Regions from separate parts of the Homo sapiens genome. Here region 2 is linked to region 1. A link is a contact called in ENCODE Hi-C or POLR2A ChIA-PET data. All regions are on one chromosome and are shown on one strand. Each heading gives the region's core, a stretch centred on a gene start or an enhancer-like site at or near the end of the contact. The rest is flanking DNA. Distances are from core to core; before and after follow the strand shown.

The links. Hi-C counts contacts between places; a loop is a spot of excess contacts on that map. ChIA-PET counts read pairs that join two places held with the same protein, here RNA polymerase II (POLR2A). Pooled maps may share reads with other maps.
Region 2: a map of esophagus muscularis mucosa shows a loop between it and region 1 (2.8-fold over the local background). The contact joins the enhancer-like site here to the promoter of ADGRL2 in region 1. A Hi-C loop is called at or near these places in 5 of 168 maps with a recorded cell type or tissue (ascending aorta, endothelial cell of umbilical vein, esophagus muscularis mucosa and 2 more) and 2 of 50 pooled maps. POLR2A ChIA-PET finds 5 or more read pairs at or near these places in 1 of 52 experiments (WTC11).

The regions. Positions count from the first base shown.
Region 1 is chr1:81,797,202-81,803,529 of GRCh38, reverse strand. It overlaps ADGRL2 (adhesion G protein-coupled receptor L2), which reads right to left and starts at 2,596. Exons shown (of 24, transcript NM_001366006.2): 1 at 2,462-2,596.
Region 2 is chr1:81,996,956-82,003,334 of GRCh38, reverse strand. No RefSeq gene overlaps it. Among named protein-coding and RNA genes, the nearest start is that of ADGRL2, 200 kb to the right of the region's middle. Within about 2 kb of position 4,979, at least 3 of the 41 ENCODE cell types and tissues checked have a DNase peak (open chromatin) inside an H3K27ac peak, as active enhancers do.

The DNA.
Region 1 (6,328 bases), core at 1,347-3,846:
CCCTAAAAAGAGAAAGGCTATGATAGATACCGCAGGACTTGTCCCTCCCAACTATTCTTTGAGAGCACAGAGTGAACAGAGGATTGGAGGGGGGGAAAAAAAGCCTCCACTCAGCGACACTTTAGCATTAAGTAAAGCTTCCAGTATTCTCCCCTCACCCCCACCCCGCAGTCTGGCGAAAGGAACAAACTTTACGGGTCCCAAGCGCAGAAGTCTCGCAGGCGCACCTCCACACTGCTGGGGCGCTTCCATGGTTTGGCTCGCCCTCGCCCCCTCTGCCTGAGGGTCGCCCCAGCCAATCAAGGAGCCCACGCTCGGGCAGCGCGGGGGTCTCCCCTTCCCTCGCGCTCCTCCCACGCCTTTCTCTCGTCGCCACTCCCCAGTGGCACCCCCATCCCACAAACCAAGCTCCCGAGGCTCCCTGCCCCACAGCCACTCCAGCAGCATACACTCCGTAACTTCTCCCGCAGGCCCAACGCGGCCCGCTGCTGCCCTCTCACTGCGGCTCCGGGAGGCTCTCTGCCCTCCCCGTGGCCCGCCGGGTCCCCGGCCCCTGCACCCTCCCGACCCACGAGGCCGCCCTGGCAGCAGCAGCCCCGCCGCTCCCAATCGTAGCCAGTCCCGGCGGCGGCCCGACCACATCTGGCTGCGCTTTACTGTCATCCTCGCCTCCCCACACCACCTAACCACTGACGAGAAGGAACAGCAACCCTCAAAAACTCGTCCAAGCCCTCCCCCACCGTCCACTTCCCCCGAACTCGCTCCAGCCGCTCAGCCTCCCCGCTCCACTTACAGTGCGGGACCGGAGGGCAAAGCGGGCGGGACGCTGGGGTGGCCCCGGGCCCCAGCGCCCGGAGCAAATAAGCTCCGCCGAGGACGCGCTTCACACTCCTCCTCCCCAGGCCCCCAGTGAAAGGACGGGCGGAACCTTGCGACCCCAAGCTTTTATGAAATTAAAAAATGCATGGCTACGGGAGCCTCATCCTAACCCCCTTGCCAGCGCCCCCGGCAACTAGACTGATGCCTGGAGAGCGTTACAATGGCTCCACGAGAAAAGGAGAAGCCGGCTGGACCGGACTGAGAGTTCTGCGGATCGATTTCCAAGAGGAGATTGGGGGGAGGGAGCGAGCAGCCCGAGCGAGCGCGGGTCTCCCCCTGGGCCAGCCGAACAGCAACAGCCGAGCCCCATTAACCCGCGGCTCCCTGCGCCTCCAGCATCCACCCCCGGACTGGAGGCGCAAAGCAAACAGGTCTCCGAAGCTGGGCACAGAGGCACATTGTTCGCTCCTGCGGCTCTTACCTCCGTCTGCGAGCGCGCCCCGAGGGAGGGCCGTCTGGCGTGGGGGCCGCGCGGGGACAGGCGCGGAGGGCAGCGGCTACCCCGGCCGGAGAGGGCCGAGGCCGGCCGCGAGCGGGTCCTCGGCCGCCGAGTCCGCGCGGGAGGCAGCGCCGCAGCTCCCCGGCCGGACACGGCGCCGCAGCTCGGCGCGTCCTCCTGCTCGGCCGCCGCCGCCTCCAGCCGAGCAGCCAGCGCCGGGCGGCTCCTGGGGTTAAGTCAACATTTTCCCGCAGTTTCCCACACGCCGCTCTTCGAGAGAGGTCTTTCACACACACGCACACACCCCCAGACCGCACGCTCCCTTAGGAAAAAAAAATCGGGAATCAGAGCGAAAGGGGTGGTGGAAGCAAAAGCCTGACAGAGGTGCGCAGACTTGGGAGTCCCTTCGAAGCGACGGGCGGGAGGGCGCCGGGGGCGCGAGGCCAACTCAGTTTGTCAGGCGAAGCCCCTCAGCCCCCCGAGCGCCCGGCCGGAATAGCATCCCTCGCGCCGACCCTGCGGCCTGGGGCGGGAGGCGGCGGCGACCCCTCCTCACATTTCGGATCTCCCGGCCGGGGCTGAGCGGTGGCCGCTGCCCCAAGGAAGGCTGGCGGCGCAGACTCGGGCTCGGGGAAGCAAGGAGTAGCCGGGAAGAGCCACGCCACACACAGCAGCGGAGGGGAGATGCCCCCCAACAATCCCAAGGAATTCTCTGGTAAGCTCCCGATTTCGCCCCAGCACCTCTGCGTGTGTGTGAGCGGAGAGAGAGTGAGAGGGAGCGAGAGGGAGAGAGAGAGAGACGGGGGAATGCGAAGTCCTGACACAGACTCTCCGCGAGGTCTGAACTGGAGTCACCTCCAGCCTCCTCCTCCTCCTTCCCCCAAATCCGCCCTCCCCGCCAGTTGGGCTAATCATATAAACATACTAGCGTGTACAGCGTCAAAGGACAAATCTCTCCCTCCTGAGTTTTCCAGCAAGGGGCTCGGGCAAACTCAAAAGAAGATTACAGGCAGCTAAGTACAAAACGTGGAGCAGATAATCTATAACTCATTGTCGCCCAATGGCCGTTTTCCACTCCATTTGAGCAGCTGCTGCGGCTGTGCGCCCAAGCGGCGGGGAGGAGGAGCGAAAGGGGATACTTACGGGCTCGAGCCCTTCGGACGGCGGTGGCGGTGGCCAAGCAGCCGCCCGAGGACCAGGCCGGCCCCGGCTCCGCCGGCGGGGCGGCCGCAGGGCTGTCCGGGCGGCGGTGGCGGCGAGGGACGCGCGCGCACGGCCGTGGAACGCGCCCCGGAGGCGGCCTGCGCCAGCTCGCGCCCCTCCCCTTCTCTCCCCTCCCAGTCGGTTCGCGCTCCCCCTACCCCCAGGTCCCCGAGCTCTGCCTCCAGCTCCCCCCATTAACACACCCATTCAACCGCTAACCCCTAGCCCACCCCCAAACTCCACTCACTGCGCGCTGGGTCCTCCGCGCGCTCCGCCGGCGCGCGCTCTCCATCCTGTCCACACACATGCACTTTAAAAACATTTATTTTATTTCTGGAGTGGGTGAAGAGTATTTGGGAGAGCGCCGCGAAGCGCGGCGCTCCGAGGCTGAGCGCAGGGGGATGACCAGCGGCTCGGGGCCCCCTCCCCTCTAGGCCCAGGAGCTTGCTCCCGGCCTGGACTTCGGAGAGGCGCCCGGGATGCGTCTTTCACCCACCCCGTCTCCAGGTTTTCTCTTTTCTCCACGCACCGAGCCAGAGGCCCCGAAACTTTTAGTTTCCGTAGCCCTCCTTTTGTGTAACTGCATGGAGGAGAAAGAACGTCTGTTCGCCGCGGCTGCCTCCGTCCGGCTGCGGCGCGCGGGGGACGCTCCAGGGTTAATGCGTCTTTGATACCTGAGATTTCCGGCGCGCTCGTTAATGAAAGTTACATTTTTTTAAATTGCGATGATTTTTTTCTTTGTAGTTACGTAGAGCCAGCTAAACTTTGACTTTATTGACTATATTTCACAAGAGCGTTTTGTTTGTTTTTGATTAAACTCACCAGGATAAGCAAAGGAAGGAAAGGAGACTACAAGGCTCTTTACTCTCAAGTATAGTCACAGAGCTGTTAGGTCTGTTTCCCTCATTTCCTTACATTGAAACTGCCTTTGCTCTTGTCCTCTGAACACACTTCCTTGCCCCTCTCGGTTGGCAATGTCAGCAAACAGCCAGGCAGAGCCTACGATGGACCTAAGCTGAAAGGAACAGAGCAGGACAGGGCGAATCACGCTGGAAAAACGTTTAAAAGCCAGTTAAGTGTCCTGTGCATGCCACAAAATTCAAACATGGATTTTTTTTTTATTGCAAAATTTCTGAGCTGGAAGCAGCTATGTTTTCAGATGTATTTGTAAACCACTGATTCTACTAATGAATGCAGCCATCAATTAAATAAGCATATTTACCTTTTTTTCAAGAAAAAAATGATTCTCCAATATTTAAAACCTAGAAAGTAGGATAAAACTTAAGCTGCTTTGCTTTCAGAAACAATAGGTACTTTTTGGTGCTGCAGGAATGTTGCAAGCATCATACTTCAGGAATCATTCCAAACAATGTTATTAATATGTCAACAGCAGATTGTTCAAAATACATGAAGATCCTAAATACCTATCAGTATTTTGTCAGAAAGCCAGATAGGTGTAGTACTAAAGTAAATCCAATCCAACTACTGGTCAAGTTTGTTCTTGACTTGTAGGAAATCATAGGTTAAATGTACGTGTGTCCAAATAACTAGAACATGTTCTTTTGGTGGTTTCATTGTAATTCTCAGATTAAAAAAGAACCTTTGATAATCTAATTTCTTCTACCTGATGTATTGATGTTTTAATATTCTCACTATTTCAAAAGATAAAAGGAGCAACTTAGAGCATTGGTGCTTTAAACTACATACACACTTACATCTGGAATTTCTTACATAACATAATTCAAATATTAACCACGCAGGATATAAACTAGTCTGGATAAAGTACACTTATGCAGAGCTGGTGCAAAACCTTATAACGTACCTAAGTTTTTACATATGTCAAAATACATACATACAACAGATCTACCTAGCAAAATTAAATCAGGCTACTTCAAGTCGTTGAAAAGAAGGCAGAATTATCTAATTCTCAGACCTCAGAGGTAATTTTATGATCTTCTTAGGAATATAAAATTATTTCATTCAGGATTGCAAAAGAGAATAAGTCAAACTGATAGTAACTTGCATTTACCAAAATATTTTAGCCCTTCTTTGTTCATCTTTGAAGGTTTTCACTCATCTGGGCACCATTCACAAAAGCCCCAATGAGTGCATGCATCAGTCTAATCCTATTTTCTTTTGGGAAGCAAAACTTAGGCTGAAGTTTTTATTTAGTGAGCTTAGTAAGTAATCAATAGACATTTTTGCCTGAATTAAGCTGGCCATATGTTGGCTCATTTACTTATTTATTTAACTCTCTCAGAAATAATCTCTGGAAAAACCCATTATCTATCTGCATGATATATTTGACATTCTTTGATGCTCAGGACATAAGTGAATCACTCTTCACTGTATTCTTAAAGAGACAATATCACAAAAAAGGAGGATGCTTGGAAGGGGGAAGAATTTATCAAAAGTGAATTAAAATTATACAAACTAGAAAAATGCCCCATAGAAGTTTCAAATCTTATTTCAATAGGATGTGTATTCTATAGAGTTCAAAGAGTTCCACACTTTTCTCCTAAAAATATAATAGACTTGCTATGTTTTAAAATTACATTTAAGAATACTGCTTGTGTAAGACAATGTTTTAAATATTAAAGATTTTTAATTATTTCTTTATTCTTTAGAGGTAATACTTCAACCTTCTTTGTATATCCACAAAGAAGAATTGAAATAGTGTTTAATTATATTGCTAGATTCAAGATTAAGCTGTTAGCCACAAACCTGCCATTACAAAGGAACACTTAAAAGGCACACACCATAGAGTATATCTACATTCAAAAAACATAATTTACCTGGCACTCTCTGACAATTCATAACATAATTTATAACAATACAGGTGTTATGGTAGAAAAAAATGAAATGAGAAGCTTAATAATATCTACAGATGTGTGCAAGTTAAGGAGAGTTGGAGTATGTTACGCATTCCCTGCAATCCAATCAATTTAATTACTCAATCTATATTGTTATTTAAGTAATGGCAAAATCATTGACTTATTCATAATAGTTGCTAATTGTTTTTTAAAATAAATTCTACAAAGGACAAAGGAAACACCCATTTCCATTTGTTTTATGTTAAATCAACATATAACCACTCATGGTGATTTCATTCAAAGAAAACAGAAGGAACTCATTAGCTTATGTGGTTAGAGAGATTGATGGGCTTCAAACATTTTAACCATACATGTTTTTTCCAACTGTAGAAACTCATGTTTTTAATTTTAGTAACCTTAAGAAACTGAAGATTATTTTATTCAGTGGGTTCATATATTTCTGGTACAGACGTTATGCTAATTTTTAAACTGAGATTTATCATCTAAGTATCTTTGTTTATAGGGAAGTGATCAGGCACTTGTTAAAATATACATAAGAATAACAGCAGTTTGAGTAACAAAGAATCTGAAATAGTATGAAAATGGACATAGGTGCAGAATATTGTGATTAGTGTAAGCCAATAGAACACAGTATCACTTTCACTGCCCTACTCTGGCCAATGGCTATAGCTAAGACACTTCTAAAAGGGTCAGGGGTTGAAGGGAAGAGGTATTGAGGCTTGAGAGTAGGCCAAAAACTGCCATTAAGTTTGAGCAACACAGTTATAGAAAACTATTAAGGAGGGACGGTTGTATCTATTATGGGGAGTGTATTTTTGCCTGTGATTAGAGTTTGTGAAACTCTAATTTTGTTTCAAAAGAAACAAAATTTGTTTTCAAAAGAAAATTGTTTCAAAATTGTTTCAAAAGAAACAAAAAACACGTGGAATGACTCTCATTTCTAATTCAGAAATAGAAATAAAATTAGCTAGAT
Region 2 (6,379 bases), core at 3,730-6,229, 200 kb before region 1:
ATTTCACAAGCATTACACTGAAGAAAATACACTATACATAAAATATTATCCAATATAATATTTTGAATCTTATAAGTGCAATATCTACTTCTATAGTTCAAAAATAGGCAACGGTAAACTACAGGGCCAGTAGTCAGGTAGTGTTATTCTTGGAGGTGTAATGACTAGAAGAGGACCCAAGGTAGCTTCTGTGGTTCCGTATTCTGTTTTCCAATCTGGCTGCGAGTTACACTGGTATGTTCATTTTGTGAAAATCCAGTGAATGTTACCTTTATAATTCGCATATTCTGAGTAATAATAATGATGATGATGATTGGAGCCTACTTCCTTGTATGGCTGTGAGAACTATTTCATTATATTAAATGAAATATTATTAATAATATAAATAAGACACGAAGTATAGTACCTGGCATTTAAGAGAACTCACTAAACGTTAATACCTATTTCCCTTCCCTCGTTCTGCCAGTGGGTATAAAATGGCAGACATCAGTTCCAGAACTCAAGGGATGTTCAAGGCCTCTCTCAATTTGGCCTCAATCTATCTCTCAGACTTTTTTGGTCTACCACATTCCATCAGACACACTATATTGTTCAAACCACACTGTACTTCTCCTTCAGATTAGCTAATGCTTTGCCACACCTGTTTGCTTTTCACATAATTTATGGTCTTTTAGAATACTATAATTTTTTTCTATTTTATTTGCCTAGAAAACCCCTACTTATCCTTCAAAACCCAGCTCCAACACTGTCTCCTCAATAAAGCCTTTCTTAGTGCTCCTTTCAGTGGCAGTCATTCTCTTTTTTTTTTGAGACAGAGTCTTGCTGTCTTGCCAGGTTGGAGGGCAGGGGTGCGATCTCAGCACACTGCAACCTCCGCCTCCAGGGTTCAAGCGATTCTCCTGCCTCAGCCTCCCAAGTAGCTGGGACTACAGGCACGTGCCACCACGCCCAGCTAATTTTTATATTTCTAGTAGAGACACGGTTTCACCATGTTTGGTCAGGATGGTCTCGATCTCCTGACCTTGTGATCCACCCACCTCGGCCTCCTAAAGTGCTGGGATTACAGGCGTGAGCCACTGCACCCGGCCTCTCCTTTGTGCTCTCATAATAGGGAAGACTTTACTTTATTGGGCTGTAATTATCTTTTTAAAATATCTGTTTCTGTTTCAAGCCATGTCAGTCATATCATAATAAGGTCCTCAGGAATATAAGCTCTCAGGTGCCCCATGGACTAGATTTTTAATCTTCAAAAAGCTACATACTTTGCTAAGCCTCAGTTTCCTCCCCTATAAAAGGCAGATAATCATAGTATTTATGTTGTGAGATTGTTAAAAGAATTGGGGTTTTTAAAAACGAGATAATGTTCATGAAGGGTTTAGAGACAGAGCTTAGCAGAATAAGTGATCAATATATGTTAGTCATTACCATTATTAATTCAAGGACAGGGACATCCTTCATTACTGTGTTCCACATTTTTATACATGAAACACATAGTGGATACTCAATCAATATTTATTAGATGAAAGAAAGGTGAAACAAACAATCAAATAAGTACAGCAAGAAACTTGTCTATGGCTTTGTAGGAAAGAAAGAGAAGGCAAAAGGAAGGAAAAGAGAAAATAGGGAAGTGGAAAAACTGAGTGCCACACTTCCCTGCATAAGATAAATATATTTGTTAAATTAGCTGAATTAATATTCCAGAAGGAGACTCAGAGGCCTGCTCCCGCTTGGTCTCTTTAACCTGGATCACTGCATAAAGCTGAGGAGTCCGCAGTCACAGTAGGAAGCCCATCCCTGATCGGCCCGGGCCTGGTGGCCATAGGTGCATTGTTCATAGAAGTGTAACTGATATATCCTAGCCACATGGCTTCAGGAAGATAATGACAATCCAGTTGAAGTCCTGATGACTGATTATTTTTCTAAAACTTAAAGTCACAGGATGTTTATGTTACAATATCTTCCTAAAGAAAAAAAAGCTACTATCAATTGAGAGCCTATCACGTGCCAGCCACTGCAGTAAGGCACTTTACATATATTACTTCTAATCCTCACAGCAACCCTTGGCAAGGTAGCCTGATTCCAATTTTACGGAGGAGGAAACAATTTGAGAGAGGTTAAGTACTCTGCCCAAGAGAGAGCAAAGGCTTAAACCTGTCTATGTGAATCCAAAGTTTCCATAAACATAATACCAGTACTTCATTACATTAATTACAAGAGTATCTTATCATATAAAATGAACACTAACATTGGGAAAAATATATGAGATGGATATAAATATTCAAGGATTTGCTGCTTTACCTTCACTTTTATGTTTAAATATGCGATAAATACATTAGATACTATAATTATTGTATTGAATAATTAACTGAAGGTGTATTTATTTTATTAAATCGATTTCTCCGTCAGCAAAAGACCTCTTATTCAGTGTGAATAGGACATTGCTGGGTTAATCAAATAAGTCAGTTTATGCAAGGTCAAAGGTTTTTCTTTAAGCATGGGTTTGTTGATTAGAGTCTGAAACTGTTTTTCTTGCATATACCCTATCCGGAATGCAACACTTACAATGTTTAGTTTCTCTTTCTTTAAAAGGACCCCAAAATCTTCACATATTTATGGAGTGATCTAAGTGCAGATTCTTTCTAGAATTTTATTATTATTTTGTCTAAACCTTTTCAGTGGTTTTTTCCATGACTGACTTTAGCAGCAAATTTCTAGTGTTTCATGCTTATTTTTTTGTTTCCCCTATACTCATTTAATCAGTATATAATATTTGTTTAAATTATTTAATGAGAATAGCCAGTACAACCATAAATGGGTTTGGTGAAAATAAAAATAATACAACTGACTCCTTGCAGACATATAACTTAGATGGTGAGAGAAGAGAGCAAACTGGTGAGCAGCCTGTGGGCTGGGCTCAGCCTACTAAGGGCTGTCAGTGCATTTAAAAGAGATTAGCAAGCTTAGGCTATTCTAAAAGATTGGTTAGTAACCTGGGGATCAGTTTGGAGAGCTTTTAAGGTATTAACATCGTCTTTAGTTAACGGACACATCCAAGGTTTGCAATTGGTTTTGTTTTAGATTTGTTATAACTGAAGCTCAAAGCAGTTGATATATGTCCAATGTCCTAGACCATTTAATTGGAGTTCCTGGAACTGGAAGCCAGAGTTCCTTCAACGGCCACACTAGTAAGATGACAATGAACACAGAAAGTCGTCCACCTCTTGAGACATCTATATTGTTCTAGCCTGACTCCGAGGATAGGGACAGAATAAATCCCCGCTTTAGTTTGCCATGATGTGGGACCAACTTTAATAAGTTGTGCCTGCTTTTGTAATTGTTGTTGTTAAGACAGGCTCTCACTCTGTTGCCCAGGCTAGAGTGCAGTGGGGTGACCACGGCTCACTGCAGCCTTGACCTCCTGGGCTAAAGTTATTCTCTTGCCTCAGCTTCCCAAGTAGCTGGGCCCATAGGTGTGAGCCACCATGCCCAGCTAATTTTATCTATGTATCTATGCATCTATCTATCTATGGGCAGGGTCATGCTATACCCAGGCTGGTCTTGAAATCCTGGGCTCAAGCAATCCTCCTGTCTCTGCCTCCCAAAGTGTTAGGATTACAGGCATGAGCCACCATGCCTGGCCTGCTATTTTAGTTATAAAGTTTCATTAAATATTATGTAAACTGATTACATAACTGTGGAAAGGAAAGCATTGTTAAGACAAGTCTTTTCAAAAGACCTAATAGGGATAAAATGCTAAAAATTTACTGCTGAGTTAGATGTGGGCAAGATAACAGAAAAGGATTAGAGAAAAATAATAAAAATGTCACTGTGAATGACACAGGACTAGACTAGACTTGAAATCACCTCTCTGTGTGTGTCCTATTCTCCACCCTGCTCTTCTCTCTGGATTTCTTCTACGTAGCTTCTAAAGCTTCAGGTGGGCTCCTGGCTTGCATGACACTTGCACTACATGCAGGACTGAAATGCGGGAGACTCTTTTTCAATGCTACCATCTTTATGGCCATACCTCAGACTGACTATTGAAAAAGAACATTCAAAGAAAAATAGAAAATAAAACACAGAGGGATCTTTTTATTTTTTAAAGAATATAAAGGCAAAAATAAAAGAAGGAAATTAAAAAGTAGAATTAAGAAGAAATTTAAATATAAATAAACTTGTATTCCAATAAAAATTAAAGGTTAATACTAAAAAATAACATTGTATGAGATTTTTTAAAAAGCATCTGAGGTCAGAAGACAATGAAAGAAGAAACTCACAGACTAATATATACATATATAGTGTATATATATAGGTATATATAGGTGTATACATAGGTATATATAGGTGTATATATAGTTATATATAGGTGTATATATAGGTATATATAGGTGTATATATAGTTATATATAGGTGTATATAGGTGTATATATATAGGTATATATAGGTGTATATAGAGCTGTATATATAGGTGTATATAGAGGTGTATATATAGGTGTATATAGAGGTGTATATATAGAGGTATATATAGAGGTATATATATAGAGGTATATAGAGGTATATATATAGAGGTGTATATATATAGAGGTATATATATATAGAGGTGTGTATATATATGTATATATATAGGTGTATATATATATGCGTGTATATATATATAGGTGTGTGTATATATATATAGGTGTATATATATATATATATATATACACACACACACCAGTAAGAAAAAAGGCTAAATTCATAAAAAGATGATATATAAAAGTAGATGTGATTAAGAACTAGTTTTTAAAATCAAATAAACATTTACAAATCAGGAGAAAATTACTAGAAAAACAAAAAGCTTGAAGAAGAAAGAGAAAGTAAAGAATGCAGGAAGGTAGGCAGGGGCTGGGGACAGAAGTGAATGGCACCAACAGGGCGATTCAGACAGTCCTCACGTGGAGTAGCCAAAAGAGACAGTGTGTGTCTTGGGCAGGAGCCCAGAGTACACAGACTCAAATTCCTTAGGGGCTCTTTTTTACCTCTGTGATGTCCAGACCAGCTATCTCTGGAGCAGTCGGTGTGCATGGCTTTTTGGTGCTAATAACTGCTGTGGAACTCCTGGGGTCTCTAGGTGGGCCTGACTGTCTCCAGAGCCAGAATTGAACAGCGTTTAAGTGTTTGGGATCAAGCATGAAGCTAAATTCGAATTCCCATCCCACCACTCTGTAGTTGGCTAAGTTGAAGAACGTAGGTACTTAGTTTCCTTCTGTGTAATAATATGTACCTTTGTACATTGTGAGAATTAATGCAATAAATCATAAAGGTCAGCATAATGCCTGCCTTAGTGGACTACATTTCCAACCCCCTAACACAGGGAACCACTAACCAGCTTGTCTTTCTGAGCTTCCCTCTTTAACTCCAAGGCCCTGCAGAACATATTTTGGAACAAAACAAAACAGTAATGCTATTTTAGTTCAAACTTTTCACTTTTCAGATTAGATCTCTGGCCAAATGTGAAAGACAGAGTTAAATTATGAAATTTAAAAGCCCTAAACACACACACACACACAAATCATTTACAATTAAAACAATATTAACTTTTAAAAGAATGTAAGGAAACTGGCCGGGCTCAGTGGCTCATGCCTGTAATCCCAGCACTTTGGGAGGCCGAGGCGAGTGGATTGCTTGAGGCAGGGAGTTTGAGACCAGCCTGGCCAACATGGTGAAACACTGTCTCTACTAAAAACACAAAAATTAGCCGGAGCGGTGGTGGGCGCCTGTAATCCCAGCTACTTAGGAGGCTGAGGCAGGAGAATCTCTTGAACCCAGGAGGCGGAGGTTGCAGTGAGCCAAGACCATGCCACTGCATTCTAGCCTGGGCGATAGAGTGAGACTGTCTCCCCCCGCCCAAAAAAAAAAAAAGTAAGGAAACTAAAATTTTCATTTTTCAAATGGCTTTTTAAAAATTTTGCTGTTGTTATAGCTTAGTTGTACAGGGAAATAAAAATCCTCATTGTTTGAGGGTACTGGTCCCACTGCTGACTGGGTAAACCAGCATTCTTTTCAGCTGAGGATTAGAATTTGGATGTCCTAAATCAGAATCTTTTGATTTTTTTTCCCCCACTACAAACTCCCTCCTGATAACCATGTAAGTTATCTCCAAAGGGGGACACATTAGTAACCAATAAACAATTAACTTTACATATGACTGCCACTCAATCTACTGCGCCCACTTCTGCTAAGATTTACCTTTTAGAGGTAAATAGATTATCTTTTACGAGGGGTTTCTTCTTCTGAAACACTTTGACTTATTTAAGTTGACTTCCTTACTTCATTTCCATTTTTCTCTATAGACTCAAAAGCAACAAAAAAACCTTTATGACTGGCAGCAGAGACAGAG